Linked DNA regions of Homo sapiens: region 2 is linked to region 1. The links are chromatin loops, found by intact Hi-C in ENCODE. Cell type or tissue: heart right ventricle. All regions are shown on one strand. Links, peaks and the distances in the headings refer to the core of each region. The heading gives the core; the rest is flanking DNA.

What was found. Peaks named below come from ENCODE experiments on the same cell type or tissue, not always from the same donor. Only the 100,000 strongest peaks of a DNase experiment are listed, where the experiment ranks them.
Region 2: it touches region 1 in a loop (2.9-fold over the local background); 13 of 110 quality-filtered maps call a loop at or near these places.

Annotation. Positions count from the first base shown.
Region 1 is chr5:141,813,089-141,815,996 of GRCh38, forward strand. The region is part of intron 1 of LOC107986454 (a long non-coding RNA gene); the gene reads right to left. Among named protein-coding and RNA genes, the nearest start is that of PCDH1, 64 kb to the right of the region's middle. RefSeq lists an enhancer at 2,562-2,908. In heart right ventricle, for the core only: a CTCF peak has its summit at 1,167 (motif pointing left); a DNase peak (open chromatin) is centred at 1,143; H3K27ac peaks cover 2,500 bases.
Region 2 is chr5:141,949,805-141,952,712 of GRCh38, forward strand. It overlaps PCDH12 (protocadherin 12), which reads right to left. Exons shown (of 4, transcript NM_016580.4): 2 at 1,689-1,786. It also overlaps a transcript of RNF14 not described here. Among named protein-coding and RNA genes, the nearest start is that of PCDH12, 6.9 kb to the right of the region's middle. In heart right ventricle, for the core only: a CTCF peak has its summit at 1,644; no DNase peak of the experiment used is centred there; H3K4me3 peaks cover 1,197 bases; H3K27ac peaks cover 2,500 bases.

The DNA of each region.
Region 1 (2,908 bases), core at 87-2,586:
TCTCCCACCTCAGCCTCCCCAAGTAGCTGGGATTACAGGCACCCACCATCATGCCCGGCTAATTTTTGTATTTTTAGTTGAGGCAGGGTTTCACCATGTTGGCCAGGCTGGTCTCAAACTCCTGACCTCAGGTGATAACGCCTGCCTCGGCCTCCCAAAGTGCTGGGATTACAGGCGTGAGCCACCATGCCCAGCCCTCCTTCTTTTTTTTTTTTGACAAGGTCTCACTCCATCACCCTGGCTGGAGTGCAGAGGCATGATCATGGCCTACTGCAGCCTCGACCTCCTGGGCTCAAGCAATCCTCCCACCTCAGCCTCCCGAGCAGCTGGGACCACAGGCACGTGCCATCATGTCCAGCTAATTTTTAAATTTTTTTGTAGAGACAGGATCTCTCTATGTCACCCAGGCTGGTCTTGAATTCCTGGACCCAAACTATCCTCCTGCCTTGGCCTCCCAAAGTTCTAGGAGGTGTGAGCCACCATGCCCAGCCCAGATTGAATTTTTATTTTCTCCAGGACTGCTCGTCACTTTGCTTCTACCTCCATGCTAGTACTCAGCACCTTGGTTCACCTACTAACAATAGTTCCCTTTAGTGAGGGTTTCCTGTGTGCCAGATGCTGCAGCAAAGGCCTTAAGCATGCTTTCTCATTTAATCCTCCTCACAGCTCCCTGCATCTCCAGTACTATTATCATTTTACAGATAAGGAAACTGAGACACAAATTAAGTAACTTGCACAAGGTCACTCACCCAGTTAGAAATAGTAAAGTGAGGATTCAAGCCCAGGTTTTCCTGACTTCGGTGCATGTGTTTTAAGCCTCTGTTAGTGTCCATCTCCCCCATTAGATTCAAAATCGCTGGCAATGCCTAGCACAGTGCTGGCGAGTAGTAGGCACTTGAGAGCTGTTTTGAATTGGCTGGTGGTCTCTGGAAAGGTCTGCCTGGGCAGCTGAGAAGGAGGGACTGAATTGGCAGTGCCAGGGTGTTGAGTGCCCTCTAAAGGCCCTCAGGTTTTGCTGGGGCCTGGATGAGCTGGGCCAACCTCATGAAAGGCAAATGCCACTGAGGCTACATCTCAGCCACACTACCTTACTGGGCCACCTTGGGTCTCTGGACTGACCTGTCCCTCAACCCCATGGATGCTGGGCCATGGCCCCCCCTAGTGGCCAGAGGGTCATGGTAGCGGTGGTGTGGGATGGGAGTGAGGGCAGCTGGAGATCTCACAAACAGCCCAGTGGGCTTCCTTCCCTCTGAGCCCTATTCCTAGGTTCCAAGCTCTCTGAGGAATTGGAGCCAGATGCCTCAGGAAACTGTCATTGTGGAGCCTGGCCCCTAACCGAGGCCTAGAGAATGAAGCAAACCCCCTTTTTCCCCATTACTCCCCTCCACCCAGTAAGAGCCCCTTTCCCTCCTGCCCCATTTGAAATGAAGGGGGTAGTGTTGGCAGACAACTTCCATCACAGCCCGCCTCCCACCAGGGTTGATTCCACCCCCATCCCTGCCTTACATTCCACAGAAAAGGGTTTGAGGCTGAGGGTTGTCTGACAGGAAGCATCGCATGATGCTGCTTCCCACCCAGGTTAAGGTTTTGATCTGGAATCCAGGAGCTAGAGTCCCAGGGGGCTTACATCAGAGCTGCTCCCCGACCCCAGACACGCATACACCACCCGCCTCCCCCAGGAGGCACCTCAGCTTTGAAGGCAGGGCTCCTGACAGGCTGCCGTTCCCATGGCAACCCCATCCCAGGCTGCCCTACCCAGCACTTCCTTCCACCCCCCTTCCTCCACCCTGAACCCGCATCACCTTCATTCATAGAACAAGAGCTGCTTCACATTGGCAAAGTGGACACCCCTTCCCCCAGTTCTCTCCCTTTTTTTCTTCCTCTTCTTATTCAATGGAGAACCCAAAACCAGAGAGAGAGAAATGGATGGCAAGAGTAGGACTAAGGTGGATGAGGGGTAGGACAGGAATGGGAAGGAGCCATGGCTCAGTGCCTTCTGCCAACCTGTGGACCCCCCAACTCCAAGGCTCCAGTGTCTACTCTCATTCCCAGATCTGTCTCAGTTCATGGATCTGTGCCTCTCCCAGCTCTATCTCTGTGGAGATCCAAGACCTAGCCAGGCTGTCTGATGGCCTTATGGCTCCAAGCATAGCAGGGCCAGGTCCCAGCCTCCAGGCCCAGGTCTCCAGCCACCAGCCAAACTGTAGCTCAGAGGCCAGGTGCAACAACTGGGCTCTGGAACTCAGCCTAGGAGTACTGAGGCTGCTCCTGTCCCTAACTCTGGTGCCCCTCCAGCATAAGACACTACCTTGCAGAGGTCACTGGGGAGTGAGGGGACTCTAATTTACAGTAGGATTGTGGGAAGGGCTAGAGGGGAGTCTCAGACTCCAGCCCTGGTTAAACAATGCAACTTCTCCTGCTGGGAGAAGGAAACTTGGCTTTTGGACCATTGGCAGGTGCTGTTGGAAAGTCAGGACAGGCATCAATCCCATCTCTGCAGGAGGTGCTGAGCAATGGTCAGCAACTCAGCTTCAGAATCAACCAGCCTGGATTTGAATTATCATGCCCTAATTTATTCACTGTGTGATGCCTACCTTCTCCAAGACTTGCTTTCCATATATGAAAAATGGAGATAGTAATTATATATAGGTATATGACCAATATTTATAAGCTCTACCACCCTTCCAGAGACAGTGCTTGAGATGTAATCTCGTTTAATCCTCATAACAGCCCAGTGAGGTAGATATTATTATTACTATATCTAGTTTATCCTACAGAGAGGAAACTGAGGCTCAGAGATGTTAAGGTGGTTAAGGTGACCCAGCTATGGGACTTTTTCTTTAACAGACAGGGTCTTGCTATGTTGCCCAGGCTGTTCTCGAACTCCTGGGCTCAATCAATCCTCCCG
Region 2 (2,908 bases), core at 102-2,601, 140 kb after region 1:
TTGTGAGGGTAAAATGAGACGTTGTAGGTAGAGGGGCCTACCACAGAGCCTGGCACATTGTAAGCACTCAGCAGACAGAAGTGAAGATGAGTTCATTGATATCATTCTCGTTGCCCCTCCCATGTCTAGGTATTGCCTGGCACACAGGAGGAGTTTAGTAAACCTCAGTGGAGCCAGTGCAGCCGTCCATCCGTCCGTAGGAGAAGGCTGGGATTTTTGCCTGTCTCATTGCCTGCTCCCTTACTGATGCTCAGAACAGGGCGTGGCACACAGTGGGTGCTGAATGAGTGACTGAACATTCCTTCCTCCCTACTTTAGGCCAAATCCTAGGCCAGAAGAGCAGACCTATGGAGGGTGCAGCCGGAGTGAGGCAGCCTAAAGCTGCTCAGAATCTGCTACCTGCACCCCAGTCTCCTGCTGTCTCCATCCTGGTCCCTCTCTCCCATAGACACTTGGGGACAGGCCTGGACCCTCATCCCAGCAGGTGGGAAGGCTACCTGAGGGGTTTTAAGGCGTAGGAGTCCTTCTGTTTGTTTGGTTTTGTTCCCCTGTAGCCATTTCTGCTGCTGTGAAGAAATGAGCAGGGAGGTGGCAAGTGTGTGGGTGATAATGACAACTAATGTTTTTGAGCAGTGAGTCTGAGTCAGGCCTTATGCGATGCAAGGTCCATGCACCGTCTTATTCAAACCTTCCACACCTGTAAGGGGTTCTCTTTAATCAACCCATTGTACAAATGAGAAAACCAAGACTTGTGAAGATTTTGCAGGTTGCCCAAGGTCCCCATAGATTAAGAGATAAAGCAAGACTTCAAATCCAGGCCAGTGTGACCCTGGAGTGTGTGGACTCACCCCTGCAGTACACTACCTCTCACCATCCTTGTAAAAAGAAGCTGTAAGTTGTCAGGGCAAGAGCACTGATGCAGGAGTCAGGAACTCTGAGAGCTGGTCCCAGCTTTGCCACTCACTTGTTACATGACCTTTAGCAAAATTGCTTCAAGGGGAAAGGAGTTAGCATTGTGTGTGCACCTACTATGTGTCAGTTGCTGGGCTATGGGCTTAGAATACAATTGATTATGAAATCCTCACCCCATTACCACAAGGGAAATGGGATGGGTTCTGTTTTACAGATGGGGAAACCAAGGTCCTGAGAGATTATCTCACTTGCTCAAGTTTACATAGCTGGTTTGAATCAAGCTACTCAGAGCCTCAGTTTCTCCATCCGTAACAAGAAGTTGGATTTGATGTTCTCTTAAGGTGTCTTCAATTCTAGGATTGCCCAAAGGGACACGCCCACACAGCCATGTCTTTAGTGGGGAGCCTTCATATTATGTTTATGGGTCAAGAGAAAGAGAGGTGACAGTTACAGATATAAAGGCAATTTACAGCACCTCTGTAATTGGGACAAATACAGTCTCAGGGATGAGGTCATTTCCTTGGTGACTACTGTATTGATGGTATTTATCAATACAGCTAGTTAGTCCTACAGGACTTCTAGGTCCTGTAAATACTATCAATACAGTCACCTCACGACCAAAACTCCCAGGGTGGGAGGATGGATGCTGTCTGCTGCACCCTCCCAGGGGACCGGTGTCTGACTTGTGCTCACCCTTCCTCACTCACAGAGGCTGCAGTGATGAGGGGCGGCCAGTAGGGGCCTTGAGATGCCTGTGGGGGCTACGTGCTGCTTACCTGCTGCCTCCTGGCTTGGCCAAGTACTTATTTCCTCGGTGGTTTGGTTTGGGCTGGAATTGGCCCTGATGCAGCAAGGACAGCAGCTGGGAGATTTGCTACAAGACAGGAAAAATCTGTTGACTCCACACAATTCCGACTCAGCACACTTCCTCGCCGGATGTTTCCCTCAATGCCGGTGCTTTCTTTTTATAGTCTTTCCTCTGGCTTCAGATGTTTGTGTGATCAGATGGGGGATGGTGCCCAGTGACAGAGACAGGGACCTGGGCGGGCAGGTCCCCTGCTCTGTCATGTCACCCCAGGACCTGAGTGTCTGAAGGAGAGCAAGAGGACCCTCTGGGCCTGTCCCCTCATACTCATTCCTCCGAGTGTCCTGCACCTGGTGGACTCTGAGAGATGGGGTGAAAAAGGCATTTCCTGACCATCAATTTGTTGTTACTTTGATGAAGATTATCTTAAAGAGTTATGTTCCCCTTTAGCAGTATTTGGACATTCGGCCAATTTTTGTTGACCAGATGTAAGACTATGTTGTAGAGAAGGCAAAATGGTGTCATTGAATTATTCATTTATTCATCTTTTCATTCATTCAACAAGTACTTAATAAGTGCCAGGCAGGGTGGTTGCTATGGGAGTAAGAAGGAGAAGGAGCCCCAGCTGCTGCCCTCAGCGTGGTCACATCTGTCAGGATGTGAAGGTTGCAGGCAGCCCCACAGGGAGGCTGGCTGGAGATCAGGGCAGCGAAGAGTGTTTACCACAGGGGTTGCCTCTGGGCATAGGGAAAGAATGGGGGCTCTGTGGGAGCAGAGGGCCCCTAACCCAACTTGGAGCAGGGAGGAAGCAGGGGGGTGGTACTGGATTAAGTTAATTCATTCATTTCAACAGATGTTACTGAGTTCATACCACATGCCAGGCACCTCTGCTGAGACCCAAAGGCTCCATAGGAGTTTGGCAAGTGGAAAGAGAATGAAGGTCTGGGCAAGGGGTGGGGAGGTTTTCAGGCAGAAGCACTGCACACTGAAAGGCTGGAAGAGAAGGTAGAGTTTCAGAAAGACTGGAGAATGGAGTAGGGGATGGGTGAGATATCACGGCCAGACCCTATAGGCCATTGGAAGGGAGAGGCAACAGATCAAGTCCTGGGAGGCGGAGTTCTAGTTCAAGGCCATTTGTAGCTTATTGTATAGCATTAGACAGGTTTTTAGACCTCCTCAGACCTCAGTTTC